2 separate regions of the Homo sapiens genome follow, and region 2 is linked to region 1. Evidence: read pairs that join two places in POLR2A ChIA-PET (ENCODE). Cell type or tissue: GM12878. All regions are shown on one strand.

Evidence for each region. ChIA-PET counts read pairs that join two places held together with the same protein. Peaks named below come from ENCODE experiments on the same cell type or tissue, not always from the same donor. Only the 100,000 strongest peaks of a DNase experiment are listed, where the experiment ranks them.
Region 2: POLR2A ChIA-PET joins it to region 1 with 6 read pairs; 2 of 35 experiments call an interaction of 5 or more read pairs at or near these places.

Annotation. Positions count from the first base shown.
Region 1 is chr15:64,898,920-64,906,919 of GRCh38, reverse strand. No RefSeq gene overlaps it. Among named protein-coding and RNA genes, the nearest start is that of ANKDD1A, 9.0 kb to the left of the region's middle. In GM12878, a CTCF peak has its summit at 1,223; a DNase peak (open chromatin) is centred at 4,794; H3K4me3 peaks cover 365 bases; H3K27ac peaks cover 260 bases.
Region 2 is chr15:64,194,548-64,202,547 of GRCh38, reverse strand. All of the region lies in intron 10 of CSNK1G1 (casein kinase 1 gamma 1), which reads left to right. Among named protein-coding and RNA genes, the nearest start is that of PPIB, 36 kb to the right of the region's middle. In GM12878, no CTCF peak of the experiment used is centred here; no DNase peak of the experiment used is centred here.

The DNA of each region.
Region 1 (8,000 bases):
GTTGGGGTGGGGCCATTGGAATGGTTTCAGGATGAGACTGTTCCACCTCAGATCATCAGGCATTAGATTCTCATAAGGAGTGCAGCAACCTATCGCATGTGGGGACAATAGGGTTCATGTTCCTATGAGAATCTAATGCCTCTGCTGATCTGACAAGAGGCAGAGCTCAGACAGTAATGCCTGCTGCTCACCTCCTGCTGTGCAGCCCCATTGCTAACAGGCCACAAACCCATACTGGTCCTGCCCGGGGGTTGGGGACACCTGCTATAAACTCACAGACCTCAGACTCCACCCACATCTCCCAGCACTTGTGTATCCATGTCTTTCTGAGTCCAGTCCTAGCTCGGCTGTGTGACCCCATGCAATCACTAAATCTCTCTGACCTTCAATTTATCTGTGGATGATCCTTTTTTAATAGGGCTATTTCAAAATGCCTAGGCCCAGGCACACAATGAGTGCCCTAGTGTGGTGGCGGTGATTATCCTCCAGCTCTCCACCTGCAACCTATACTATCCCATGTAATCATATTGACAACTCTGTGAGGCAAATGCTAGAATATGGAAGCTCCACTGTACGGAGGAGGCACCTGAGATTCAGAGAGGTTAATACTTCACTCAGGGACATACAACAAGCTGTGGAGAGTTGAGAATGGCCTCCAGGTGTGACTCGCTCCAAAGGAGAAACAGGTGATTCCCATGGCATTGAACCACGTGCTGGGTCCCCAGCCAGGCCACAGCTGAAGGTGAGGTTGGAGGACATCCTTCAATCCAACCACCCGGCCAGTCCACTGGGACACCCCAATTCTAGGGCGTGACTTTCTTGCCAGGAAAGAAAGCAATTTGGCGGAAAGCCTCAGAAAACAGCGCAAACAGGCTGGGCGTGGTGGCTCACACCTGTAGTCCCAGCACTTTGGGAGGCTAAGGCAGGTGGCTAAGGCTTGAGCCCAGGAGTTCGAGACCGGCCTGGGCAAAATGGTGAGACCTACCCTTCCACCCCCCCACACACACGCTCACTGTCTCTACAAAAAAAATTTAAAGAAACAAAAGGAAAAATAGCGCAAGCACGTAACCTGACGCAGAGGATCCAGGTGAGAGGGACTAGGAGCGTATGGGCGTTCAGTTTCCCTGAGCCTGGCTTCTCGCGCTTAGCGTCCTCCTGGAACTCCGAGGGGAGTGGGCAGAGGCCTCTGGGCCTCGCTGCAGTTTCGGTTGTCGACACGCGGGGGAGCAAGAGCCGGCGAAGAGCAGCTGTAAATACCGTAATTCCCTCCCATCTGTCCCCACGACCGGCACGACAGTGATGGAGGCCAGAGGGGCGCGAGGAGGGAGAGGCTAGGGGTTACAGACTGTAGTGTAACCTGAGATGGGCTGGATCTACCTATGACAGAGGAGGCTCTGCGCAGAGAAGCAGGGTGCCCACATGCTGAGTCTCCCAACTGGCTCCTCCACGCTGGGCTTTCTGCTGTACCATTTTCTGAGGCTTTCCCCAAGATTGCCAGTGAGGGTACGTGAATGCCAGGCTAAAGACTTGGGCCATGGGGGCGGGGTGAGAGAGGAATAGACGCGGTGGTAAAGATGTAAGTAAATGTGGGGTTGAGTGGCAGTTTAATTCCCAGACATACTCGGGCCTTTCTAATGAGGGAAAAGATCCAATAACTTTCGCAAAGAAAGTAGGGAATTACTATGGATTCCCGTTAGAGGAATGCGCATCTTAAAAAGCTGCAGGAAGGGGGCAATATTTAACCCAAATGAAATTCTAAAGGTCTTTTTTTTTTTTTTTTTTTTTTTTTAGACGGAGTCTCACTCTGTCGCCCAGGCTGGAGTGCAGTGGCGCGATCTCGGCTCACTGCAAGCTCCGCCTCCCGGGTTCACGCCATTCCCTTGCCTCAAGCTCCCGAGTAGCTGGGACTACAGGCGCCCGCCACCATGCCCGGCTAATTTCTTTTTGTATTTTCAGTAGAGACGGAGTTTCACCATGTTAGCCAGGATGGTCTCGATCTCCTGACCTCGTGATCCGCCCGCCTCGGCCTCCAAAAGTGCTGGGATTACAGGCGTGAGCCACCGCGCCCGGCCTTCTTTTTTTTTTTTTTTTTTTTTTTTTTAACTTTTGTTTTAGGTTCAGGGCTATATGTGCAGGTTTGTTACATAGGTAAACTTGTGTCATGGGGGTTTGTTGTACAGATTATTTCATCACCCAGGTACTAAGCCAAGTACCTGGTAGTGATATTTCCTGATTCTCTCCCTCCTCCCATCCTCCACCCTCTAGTAGGCCCCAGTGTCTGTTGTTCCCTTCTTTGTGTCCATAAGTTATCATCATTTAGCTTCCACTTATAAGTGAGAACAGGCGGTATTTGGTTTTCTGTTCCCGTGATTTTTTTAGGTTAACAGGCAGAAGGGAGAGAGGTGTTTGCCTGGAGAAAGGATAAGATGACCTGGTGTTGTTGGGTTGAGGGGTGAGGCAGTTCTGTGATCTGGGTCCCAGAGCAGGGACAGGGTGCAGCCTGTTGTGAAAGCCCAATGCACCGGATGTGTGTCCTCTCTAAGAAGGTAGCACAGCCATGTGCAGTGTCATTGAGCATGCCCTCTGCCCAGGGCTCTGCCAGCCCAGCCAGTGAGGCTCAAGTTGGGGGACAGGAGGTTGGGGGTCAGGGAGAGATGCTTGGGAAGCGAGGAAAAGAGAAAAGGAAAAGGCACCTAAGAGCTGGCAGGCTGGAGTCAGGCAAGACCTTCATCTTCCAGACTTGTTTTCTCATCTGGAAGGTGGAGATAATAACACTACCTATATGCAAAGGGCTATTGTGAGAATTCAATCAGTTGTTGTTCTAGAAAGTGCTCTGTAACCACTACAAAGACTAGGCATGAAACCTCCTCTGTAGAGGGCTCCCAGATTGCTCCAAACTCAAAATGCCCCTTTCCTGAGGGTTCCCAGAACCCATGGTCAAGCCTTCCGTGGTATCCCTGGCCTAGATGCAAGTAACTGTTTTGCAGCTGTCACCTTCTGCTCCAGCTCCCACTAAAGCACCCTCCCAACCCCAATCCCTGCCATACTATGAACTTTTTTTAAATTTATTTATTTTTGAGACAAGGTCTCACTGTGTCACCCAGGCTGGAATGCAATACAGTGTCAAGATCATGGCTTATCACAGCCTTATCTCCAGGGCTCAAGCGATCCTCCCACCTCAGGCTCCCAGGTAGCTGGGACCACAGGCATGTGCCAACACGCATAGCTAATTTTTTTTTTTTTTTTTTTTTTTTTTTTTTTGCAGAAATGAGGTTTCCCTATGTTGCCCAGGCTGGTCTTGAACTCCTGGGCTCAAACAATCCTCTCACCTCAGCCTCCCAAAGTGTTGGGGTTACAGACGTGAGTCACAGCGCCTGGCCAACTGAACTTGTCAAGGCAGATGTGGTAGCTAATTCATCCCTGTACTCATTCAAAACTACAGCCTGATAAGACTTGGCAAAATGATACTAAAGTTTATCTTAAAACAACAACAACAATAAAAACAGACAGCAATGTTATGAAAACAAAGAGCAGTGGAGGGAAAGATGGGACCAGATACTGAAACAATTTGACAATGGCTATCAGAATTTTTTAAATGTACATACCTTTCATGCCAACAACTCCATTTCTAAGAATCTACACCATAGAAATAATTGCAGTAATTACATAAAGATGCAAGGATGTCTACTGCGATCTGTTCCGTAACTATAGCAAACAATTGGAAACAACCCAAGGGCCCATCAATAGGGGATGACAAAATAAATTGTGATGCATGATTATAAAATCATACAATGCAATGCTGAGCAGCTGTTAAAAAGAAATTAGTGGGTCTGTATTTGCTGAGGTAGGAAGAATCTCTAAGAGACAGCAAGAGTCAGAACAGGAAGTACAATATGAGTCCATTTCTTTAAAAACATTCTCCTGCCACTATCATCACTTTTTTTTTTTTTTGAGATGGAGTTTTGCTCTTGTTGCCCAGGCTGGAGTGAAATGGCATGATCTCTGCTCGCTGTAAACTCCACCTCCTGGGTTCAAGCGATTCTCCTGCCTCAGCCTCCCAAGTACCTGGGATTATAGACATATGCCACCACAACCAGCTAATTTTGTATTTTTAGTAGAGACAGGGTTTCTCCACTTTGGTCAGGCTAGTCTCAAACTCCCAACCTCAAGTGATCCACCTGCCTCAGCCTCCCAAAGTGCTGGGATAACAGGCGTGAGCCACCACACATGGCCTATGTTCACATCTTCATCAGTCAAATTTCCCTTCCTGTCCCCAGATGACAATCTGGCAGATACTATGCTTTGCAATCATTTTAGGATATTAAAAGTCTGGTCCAACTCAATTTAAAATTCCAAGCCCTTCAATCTACAAAATACGGCCAGACGCGGTGGCTCACACCTGTAATCCCAGCACTTTGGGAGGCCAAGGTGGGTGGATCACAAGGTCAGGGGTTCGAGACCAGCCTGGCCAACATGGTGAAACCCCATCTCTACTAAAAACACAAAAATTAGCTGGGCGTGTTGGTGTGTGCCTGTAATCTCAGCTACTGGGGAGGCTGAGGCAGGAGAATGGCTTGAACCCAGGAAGAGGAGGTTGCAGTGAGCCGAGATCACGCCACTGCACTCCAGCCTGGGTGACAGAGCAAGACTCCATCTCAAAAAAAAAAAAAAATCTTCAAAATACATATAGCACAGATATATATCATATTGTCATATTAACTTGTTTATTTTTCACCACAGCCCTCTGAAGTAGGTACTATGATTATCCTCCACATCTTACAGATGAGGAAATTGTGGTATAGACAGGTGACTTCCCCAAATTCACACAGACAGTAAATGGCAAAGCCAGGTTCTCTGCCCTTAACCACTGTGTTATATCACCCTAGGCTCACAGGACCTCAAATGGGACTTTTCCTTGTCTCAGAATTTCAGCTGGCGTACTGTATATCATTAGCTAGATATACTAGAATTCATTTAGCCATCACCCTAATGATAGACATAGAGATTATTTCCAGTCTTGTGCTATTATAAACAGTGCTGCAATGAACTTTGTGTGTATGTTTTTGTGCACCTGTACAACTATTTCAGTAGCTTAGATTCATAAAAGTGCAATTGCTGGATCAATGGGTACATTTAAATTTGAATAGATGTTCCAGATATCTATTGCTATATAACTAACTATCTCAAAATTTAGTGCTCAAAAACAACCATTTTGGCCAGGTGTGGTGGCTCACGCCTGTAATCCCTGCACTTTGGGAGGCCGAGGCGGGCAGAACACGAGGTCAGAAGATTGAGACCATCCTGGCCAACAGGGTGAAACCCTTTCTCTACTAAAAATACAAAAATTAGCTGGGCATGGTGGTGTGCACCTGTAATCTCAGCTACTCGGGAGGCTGAGGCAGGACAATCGCTTGAACCAGGGAGCTGGAGGTTGCAGTGAGCATAGATCATGCCACTGCACTCTAGCCTGGGCAACAGAGTGAGACTCGGTCTCAAAAAAAAAAAAAATATTTTATATTGTTCATGATTTTGTGGGTCAGGGATTTTGGGAAGGGCTCAGCCGGATGGTTCATCTGTGATTCTCTTCCAAGGTGGCTTCATCGCTCACATGACTGGGGCCTCAGTGCTCCTTGACTGCTCTTTAAACATGTGGTGTCATATCCTGTAGGGATTCCCCACATGGTTTGGGCTTTTTACAGCATGTGAACATTAGATAATGCAGGTCAGGTAACCAGGTAGTTGGCTTCCAAGAGGGAGGATATGGAACCTGCTGGACAATCTAAGGGATACACTTGCAACTGAGACAGTATCACTTGCTGTATTTTATTGACCAGGGAATTCACGGTCCAACCCAAATTCAAGAAAAGGGGACATAGACCCCACCTCTCCATGGAAGGCACATCAGAGAACTTGTGACCACTTTTACTCTACCATAATAGTTATTTCCAAATTGCCCTCCAAAATATTGGTCAATTTACATTCCCAGCAATGATGCACTAGATTGTCCTTCCCCACACCCTCACCAACACCATACATTGTAAAACACTTCAATTCATGCTGATCTAGCAGCTGAAAATGGTACTGTATTTCATTGTCATTCTTTCATGCATTTCTTTAATTATGGGTGAAGGTAAGTATCTTTTCACGTATTTGCTGTTCATTAAATTTTATTTTTTCTTGTGAATTGTCTGTCTATATATTTTACCCATTTTAAAATTTGGTTGGACTTTTTTATATTGATTTATAAAATGTATATATTAAAAAGAGTAGCTTTTTTTTTTTTTTTTTTTTTTGAGCTAGGGTCTTGCTCTGTTGGCAGGCTGGAGTGCAGTAGCATGATCTCAGCTCACTGCAACCTCTGCCTCCTGGGTTCAAGCAATTCCCCTGCCTCAGCCTCCTGAGTAGCTTTTATCTGATATTATGTTACAAATAGTTTTCCACAGTGTGTGGACTTTTGACTTTGTTTTTTGACAATTTTCTCAATTTAGGTTTTAAATTTTTACAGGTTCAAATTATCAACCTTTTACTTTAAGATTTCTGGATTTTGGCCAGGCACAGTGGCTCACGCCTGTAATCGCAGCACTTTGGGAGGCCAAGGCAGGTGGATCACAAGGTAAGGAGATTGAGACCATCCTGCCCAACATGGTGAAACCCCATCTCTACTAAAAATACAAAATTTAGCTGGGTGTGGTGGTGTGTGCCTGTAATCCCAGCTACTGGGGAGGCTGAGGCACGAGAATCACTTAAACCCAGGAGGTGGAGGTTGCAGTGAGTGGAGATCGCGCCACTGCACTCCAGCCTGGCGACAGAGCAAGACTCTGGATTTTCTTTTTTTTTTTTTGAGACGGAGTCTCGCTCTGTCGCCCAGGCTGGAGTGCAGTGGCACGATCTCCGCTCACTGCAAGCTCTGCCTCCTGGGTTCACGCCATTCTCCTGCCTCAGCCTCCTGAGTAGCTGGGACTACAGGCACCCGCCACCGTGCCTGGCTAATTTTTTGTATTTTTAGTAGAGATGGGGTTTCACCGTGTTAGCCAGGATGGTCTCAATCTGCTGACCTCGTGATCCACCCACCTCAGCCTCCCAAAGTGCTGGGATTACAGGCGTGAGCCACTGTGCCCGGCCGAGACTCTGGATTTTATGTAGTGTGTTCCTGTTGTTTTTCAGAATTTTCCTGCTAGTCTCAAATGTTTATTTTTCCAGATTAATATTATTTTCCAAGGCACCCTCCTCAAATCCTATTGTTTTGATTTAAATCACTTTCAGTTTATAGATCCATTTAAGAAAATGCACAACCTTACAACTGGAGTACAAGGCTGGGCTTTGTGTTGTTTTGAGTCTTCACTCCCATAGGACATCAAGTCTTAGTGAGGGGATGATGGTGCCATCTCAGGAAGTCCCCAGCATTCCTGGGCACCTTTGAGGGAAGGAGCCCAAGAATGAACCAAGGACAGCCCTGGGGTCAGACAAGCCCCACAATGCCATGTACCTAGGAATCCAAGGCCTTGTCAGGGAGGCTCAGAACACAGCCCCCAAGCCTACAACTCCTGGACTTTCCATTGCAGGGTGAGTCCAGAACTCCTTGAAGAAAACATTCCTTAGAGGCCCAGGAAAGGCACCAGATGTGCCTTCAAAGAGCTAATTCATGAGGTAGGAGATTTCACATAGTGGTGCCTTGTTGGAGAGACCGAGCAGAGTGATGCATTTGCCAAGGAAAATCCTACCAGTCTCAAAGTCACAGCCTTGGAGAGTGGCAGGGATCTGCTGTGGGAGCCACAGGAATGGGCGGCTGCTGTGGGCAGAGCCCTGCAGGCTCTCCTTCCTTCCCAGCTGGGGCTCTGCTGGCTTCTCTCCAATCCTGGAACCCCAGTCTGCAGCATCAACCCACTCCTTCCCCAGGCAGGGGCCCAGTTGGGCACCAAAGGCTTTCCCCAAAATGCCCAGAGAGATTGAGTAGGCATTTGTTTATTCAACAATTATTGTCAACAATGTGCCAGTCAGTG
Region 2 (8,000 bases), 700 kb after region 1:
TGTGTGGGCCTGTCAGAGTCTGTTGGCTGTTGGGGGGAACTAGCTATAAGTTAGGATCAGAGGCATCTACCATAGGACCAAAAGACCTGTTGGAGGCTACTCTGGGCACAGTGCCTGTGGAGTAGCCCTACTCGCCAAGGAGCAGTTTAAAAAAAAAAAGACCTGTCGCACAGACAGGATGTACCAGGTAGCCCACTTTGGGTCTCATCTGTAGTCTGGTCTAGAGCTCTTGCCAGTTCTGGTTTTTCCTTGCTGGTTAAGAATGGTAGGTACTTTGGACTTCCAACTGACTTGGGCATGAAATGGAACCTCCACACCACCCCTTGTTCTTCTACCCGGGCAAATTATAGAGCTGGTCAAGATTTGAGATGGACCTGCAGTGAAGACTCAGCTTAGGCGATGTCATCTGTCCTTCATTGTTCGTTGTTTGGAAAACTAGTGGTCTCAGTGAGGGACATCTCTCAGCCTAAAGACAGATAAGGCAAACACACACCAAAAAATCAACAAGTTTGACATTTTTAAAAAGGGCTTATGTATTTGGGAAGTAAATATGACATAGGATTTTTATCTTTATATTAAATATATTGCTAAGAGAAAAACAGAGACCACAGTAGGTAAATAAGCAAAGCATAATAAACAGATTACATATTTTTAAAATAATTATCACATATCAAATTAGCTTATTTCCTCTCCTTATGATTTCACTTTCTTGTATTAACATTTTTACAAGAAAATACAAAAACATTTATTTCATAGATGCACATGTGCAAGTATATAGGTTAAGAATAGTATATAAACACACACACACACACACACACACACACACACACACACACACACATGTCCAATGGAGTACACCCACAAATATATTTTCTCACCAGTAAGTATATACTCTTGGCAAAATATGTGGTTTGGTGGGTAAGAAAAAAGTATGTAAAAGGAGGAAAGCCATTTACTAGAGAGTACATATAAACGAGAAAATAGGTGGGCAAAAAAGAAAGGGTTAAGCAAACTCTGGGCACTAATTGGGTCCATAGTCACATCCTTTAAAGTCGTTGTTTAAGATTTATAATTTGACTGACTTCTGGTTTGACAACAAAAGACTGTTGACTTCTGCAGTTCTCTCCCATCCCTCCCTTTTTAAAAGCTAATAGCTAGTGCAGGTGAGGGCACAGTTAAACTGACATATTGCTGTTGATTTTACGAATTGTACAAATTCTCTAGAAAGCAATTTCTTTTTTCTTTTCTTTTTCTTTCTTTTTTTTTTTTTTTTTTTGAGACAGTGTCTTGCTCTGTCACCCAGGCTAGAGTGCAGTGGTGCAATCTCAGATTACCTCAACCTCTGTCTCCCAGATTCAAGCAATTCTCCTGTCTCAGCCTCCCAAGTAGCTGGGATTACAGGCACATACCACCATACCTGGCTAATTTTTGTATTTTTATTAGAGATGAGGTTTCGCCATGTTGGCCAGGCTGGTCTCGAACTCCTGACTTCAGGTCATCCACCTGCCTCGGCCTCCCAAAGTACTGGGATTACAGGCGTGAGCCACTGTGCCTGGCTAGAAAGCAATTTGATCAAGTTATTTTCTTCTCTGATGAAATACCTTACTTCTTGAAATCAATCAATAAAACCACTCAAAGTATAGGTTATGTGCATAAAACTGTTGCATTGTCATTGGTAGCAGAGATATAGAAATGATCTGCCTATCCACCTATAAAGGCATGGTTATAAATCTACTTCACATCCTTTATTGAATAAACTGGGTTATAGTAAAGTGAGCTGGACGGGATGGGGAAATAAGCAGAATCAATGGAAGGAGATCAAAATTATTAACAGAAATAGGGTTGGAAGTGTAGTAATATATTCTAAAATATTTTAAATGAAGTTTTATTACTCTATAATGCGGCCAGGCGCAGTGGCTCACGCCTGTAATCCCAGCACTTTGGGAGGCCGAGGCGGGTCGATCACCTGAGGTCAGGAGTTCGAGACCAGCCTGGCCAACATGGTGAAACCCTGTCTCTACTAAAAATATAAAAATTAGCTGGGTGTGGTGGCACATGCCTCAAATCCCGGCTACTCAGGAGGCTGAGGCAGGAGAGTCACTTGAACCTGGGAGGTGGAGGTTGCAGTGAGACGAGATGGTACCATTACACCCCAGCCTGGGCACCACTGCACTCCAGCCTGGGCAACAAGAGAGAAACTCCATCTCAAAAAACAAAAATGCATTTAAGTAGAAAATGTATGTAAAGAAAAAATAGATAAGTAGTGTCATATCACAGTCAACATATATCCTTGTGTCTCTTTTTTTTTTTGAGACAGAGTTTAGCTCTTATCACCAAGGCTGGAGCATGATCTTGGCTCACTGCAACCTCCGCCTCCTGAGTTCAAGCGATTCTTCTGCCTCAGCTTCCTGAGAAGCTGGGATTACAGGTGCCTGCCACCACACCGGGCTAATTTTTGTATGTTTAGTGGAGATGGGGTTTCACCATGTTGGCCAGGCTAGTCTGGAACTCCTAACCTCAGGTGATCCACCTGCCTCAGCCTCACAAAGTGCTGCAATTACAGGCATGAACCACCATGCCCGGCACCTTGTGCCTATTTTTTAGAATATTTTTTATTTTTTAAAATTCTTTTTTACCTCCATTCTCTTAGAATGTGATAGAATTTTTTTTAAAATTTTATTTATTTATTTATTTTGAGATGGAGTCTTGCTCTGTCGCCCAGGGTGGTGTGCAGTGGCGCGATCTCGCGTCACTGCAACCTCCACCTCCCGGGTTCGAGCAACTCTCCTGCCTCAGCCTCCCGAGTAGCTGGGACTGCAGGCGCACGCCACCACACCTGCATAATGTTTTGTATTTTAGTAGAGACAGGGTTTCACTGTCTCCCAGGCTGGTTGCGAACTCCTGAGCTCAGGCAATCCGCCCGCCTCGGCCTCCCAAAATGCTGGGATTACAGGCATGAGCCACCGCGCCCGTCCTAGACTATCTTAAAATATGTGTTTCCTTTACTTTCCTGCTTCAGTGAATTTATAACCAATGCTGTGGTTTTGCATGGATTTTTAAAGTATGAGGAAAAGAGATGATTGAAAACTTCGGTTGTCAGGGTAAAAACTGAGTAGTGAATTTCAATGTACTTTTAAATGAAAAGTCTCTGACCACAGTATATAATTATTTAGGAAAATCTCATCTGTATTTAACTACTATGCTTATTTTTGAAAAGTTGAATCTTGAATATCTCTCTTTGATATATATTTTTTTCTCTTTTTCTTTTCTTTTTCTTTTTTTTTTTTTTTTTTTTTTGAGAAAAGATTTCACTCTGTTGCCCAGGCTGGAGCACAGTGGCACAATCACAGCTCACTGCAGCCTCAACTTCCTGGGCTAAAGTGATCCTTCCACCTTAGCCTCCTGAGTAGCTGGGACTACAGGCACACGCCACCACGCCCAGCTAATTTTTTTTTTTTTTTCGTATTTTCTGTAGAGACAGTTTCACTGTGTTTCTCAGGCTGTTCTCAAATTCCTGGGTTCAAGCAATCTGCCCACCTCTGCCTCCCAAAATGCTGGGAGCCACTATGCCTGGCCCTATTTTTTTAATTTTAGAGTTTTTAGTATCCTGTGGCTGCTAAGAGATTGGAATTCCTTCACGTTGATGTAAATGTTATAACGCCTTCCCACCAGGATTCTGAATCCTTGCTGGGTAAAATTCTTTCTGCACTATGCACTCTGGGTAATGGATTTCTAGTGTCTGTTCAACCTTTGGTCTATGTTAATATTACATTTCTTCTATCTTTAGGATTGTTTTCTTATGCCCTTTTTTTTTTTTTAAGAAAATTTGCAGCCAAATCTCTCTCTTATTACTCTAAGAATTGAAAACAAGATGATTTTCTAGACTAATTCCTTTCAAGTTTTGAAATTAGCAAAAGAAAAATACAGTTTCTCCTTGAGCGAGATTGACAGGTATTGACTTTAGGAACAGCTAACCTTTCATCAGCAACTTTGACTCAGTAAATCTGAGCTGAGGACCTGCTATGTGAAACTGTATCCTGTGGGCCAGGGAAGGTGGCTCACACGTGTAATCCCAGCACTTTGGAAGGCTGAGGCGGGTGGATAACTTGAGGCCAGGAGTTCGAGACCAGCCTGGCCAACATGGTGAAACCCCATCTCTACTAAAAATACAAAAATTAGCTGGGTGTGGTGGTGGGCGCCTGTAATCTCAGTTACTTGGGAGGCTGAGGCAGGAGAATTGCTTGAACCTGGGAGGCGGAGGTTGTGCAGTGAGCCAGTGCACATGAGACTGTGCCACTGCACTCCAGCCGGGGCAGCAGAGACTTTGTTTCAAAAAAAAAAAAAAAAAAAAAAAAGTATATCCTGTGGATACCAAGTAGGGAGTCCTTGTCCTCAAAGAGCTGACAAGTAGATAAGCCAAATGGACAGATAACTATAACACAAGGCAGAACAGATAAGCATCCCAAGTTGCAAATTATTATCATCTGGGTTTGGAAGAAGAAATTTCATCTAGTCTGAGCAAGACAAATAATTTGATGAGAGAAGCTGCATTTGACATGCTTTTAGCAGAATTAAATGAGATGGAAGAGGCATTCCAAGCAGAAGAATATATGATCAACAACAAATGTTTTATCTAGTTCAGTTTTCTAAAATATATGATGCGAGTAAAGGAGTCCTAGGAGACAAGGCTAGGAAAGTAGGTTGAAACCATTTGGTGAAGCTCCTGGAATGCTGGGCTGGCGAGTTGGTGCTTATTTTAAGTAGGAATAGGGACTAAAGATTTTTAAGCAAAGGAGTGATATGATTAAAACTCTGCTTTTGAAATCTTTTGGCACAGAATGTGGTACTAGTCTGGCAGCAAACATGGAAATCATTAAGCAGGCAGTGAATTCCCTTGAGATGTAGAGGGAGTCTAGATGGGTTATAGTAGGGCAAATGAAACAGAATTGAACAATGCTACAGTGATATAATCTACCAGAATTGGCAGCCCACATGAATGTCAGGATTAAGGGAGAAGGAAGAGTCAAAGCTGTTGCAGAGATCTTGAGCCTGGATAATTAGGAGGCATGTGGTACTATTACTAGAGATGGCAAAGTTGGGGGAGGAACTTGTTTGGAATTTGAATTTAGGCATCTTGAGTTTGAAATACTAGCAATGTATTCCACCTGAAGAGGTCTAGCAGGCAGAGGATGGTTCTCCAGAGACAACTAGAGAGATATTTGGGAGTCAAGGCATAGAGATGACATTGATGATAATGCCTAAAGAGTCTCCTTATTCTGGGAAATCTGAGCCTAGGGCTCAACAAACTGTTTAGTCTCATACTTACAGTAGAAGGAGAAAGAAGAGCTCAGACCTTGGTTTTATCTTATCCCAAAACTTTGGCCATAGGACATTTAACCTATTTAGGGTGTCAGCATTCTCAAATTGGAGCCTTGTAAGAGCAGAGGTTTTTGTTGTTTTGTTCACTGCTTTAATTAACCCTAACACCCAAACCAATGTTTAGAATAGTGGGCACTTGATGCATACTTGTTTGAATGAATGAGTGAATGAATGAATCTGCCAAATGAAGGGTGCAGATGTAAATAGATATTTTTTTATAGCATAGATTTTTATTTAACCTTTATTGAAAAATAAATTTTAAGCTTTTCTTCCTACTCGTTTTTGTTTCCACAAAGAGCCATTTTGCCTCTGTTTGGCAGCTAGAGTAGGGCTGGATTGTCTGCTCAAGGGGAGGGGTGTTTAAAAAAAAAAAACACACACAGAGCAGTCTTTTGCAGCAAAGAAAGTTCAGGTGATTGCTGGGCATGGTGGCTCCCGCCTGTAATCTCAACACTTTGGGAGGCCGAGGCGGGCGGATCACCTGAGGTCGAGAGTTCGAGACCAGCCTGACCAACATGGAGAAACCCCATCTCTACTAAAAAATACAAAATTAGCCCGGCATGGTGGTGCCCGCCTGTAATCCCAGCTACTTGGGAGGCTAAGGCAGAAGAATCACTTGAACCCGGGAGGCAGAGTTTGTGGTGAGCCGAGATCGTGCCATTGCACTCCAGCCTGGGGGACAAAAGTGAAACCCGTCTCAAAAAAAAAAAAAAGTTCAGGTGATCTTATTAGTTCTTTTCCATCACAACAAGAATCCTATTTTCCTTGTATTCTGGGAAAATTTTGCTTTGCTTGTTTAGATTTTAGGTATATTGAATTGAGTACTGTTTGGTTTATCTATATACAATAATAAATCCCAAATATGGTTCCTAAAGGACTGCATTTAAACTCACATATATTGGATCTGCCTTTTAAAACTATCTTTATTCCAAGCACTTCTTTTTTTTTAATAGAGATGGGATCTCACTCCACCTCTCAGGATAGAGTGTAGTGGCGTGATCACAGCTCACAGCAACCTTGACCTCCTGGGCTCAAGCAATCCTCCCACCCCAGCCTCCCAAACAGCTGGGACTATGGGCGTGAGCCACCACACCTGACTAATGTTTATTTATTTTTTGTAGAGACAGGGCCTCCTGGTCTCAAACTCCTGGGCTCAAGTGATCCTTCTGCCTCAGCCTCCCAAGTAACGGGGATTACAAGTGTGAGCTACCATGCCTGGCCAAGCACAATTTTTTTGAACATAAATTTTACCTAACTAGAGAACTATAATTAAACTATGAATTTGGATAGAATAAACGTTCCTAAAAGCTAGATCCATTCAGAAAGATCCCAGTTGAGTTAGTCTTTCCATCATTTTATACTTCGTGTTTGTCCTTTCCCAGTACCAAAAGTTGTAAATCTTGCCATGGGTCTGATTCCTCTCTAAAGAACTGCGTATTACAATCCGGCAGAAAGGGGATGAAAACCTTAATAGTTCTGCCTGCTTGCTTCTACCTGGCAAAACGTCCTTTGCATTATCTGATCAAATTCAATCAGGAAGTAAGTCCTGCCGGTATCCACAGATCTGATATTAGAGTACAACATATTGTACTGTCATAGGTTTTATTCAGTGTGCTTGTTCAACACAGTAAATGTAGACTGTTGCATTGACTACTATGTGCATGCAGCAGCACTCTTCCTGCCCTTTCAGTACTTTAAATCCAAGCTTGTGACAATCCTTACGTAAATGCTACATAAACATTACACCGCAATGGTTCAGGAGTTATGATAGCGTCTCCTTTTTCTCTGGCTGACCTCTTTTATTATGGTGGGTTTTGTTGTGGGTATGTGAAAAAGAAGGGCTACTTAGTAACTAGCAGGTTAGAGGAACAGATCCCATTTTGACAGTGGAGAGAGTCATATTGACTATTAAAAGCTTTTAAATGGTAACAGACATGGTATCCTACCCCAAAATGTCACTTACTCTTTTTTGTGTTTTTGTATGTGTAGCATAGGTGTTTTGTTTTGTTTTGTTTTCATTCGCCATGTGAAAAGAGATGCGTAGCATATGTTTAAGGGAAAGAATTTATTCTTTGTAATTTTGTACTAGGTGGACTGTTCCCTTGCAAATTCTCCAATTTGACTAGGAAAATATGAATCAAAGATCAGTAAAGGTAATCTCTCATCCTTCCAAAAGAACCATATTTAAACTAACTCAATACCTTATAATACACGGAAAAATAAACGCAGAATTTAAGAGTCAAATCATGTGAGGTCTGAAGAAGATATGCCTCCAGTAAAAGAGTGTTTTGGATTTGTTTGTATCTAGACTGTAAGGGAATACATTTAAAGGACATAAAGCCTTAGAAAAATATATTGTGGCTGGCTGGGGTCGGTGGCTCACACCTGCACTTTGGGAAGCTAAGGCGGTGGATCACCTGAGGCCAGGAGTTCAAAACCGGCCTGACCAACATGGTGAAACCCTGTCTCTACTAAAAATACAAAATTAGCTGGGCATGGTGGCTCATGCCTGTAATCCCAGCTACTTGGGAGGCTGAGGTAGGAGAATCGCTTGACCCAGGAGTCAGAGTTTGCAGTGAGCCGAGATCGCACCACTGCACTCCAGCCTGGGCAATAAGAGC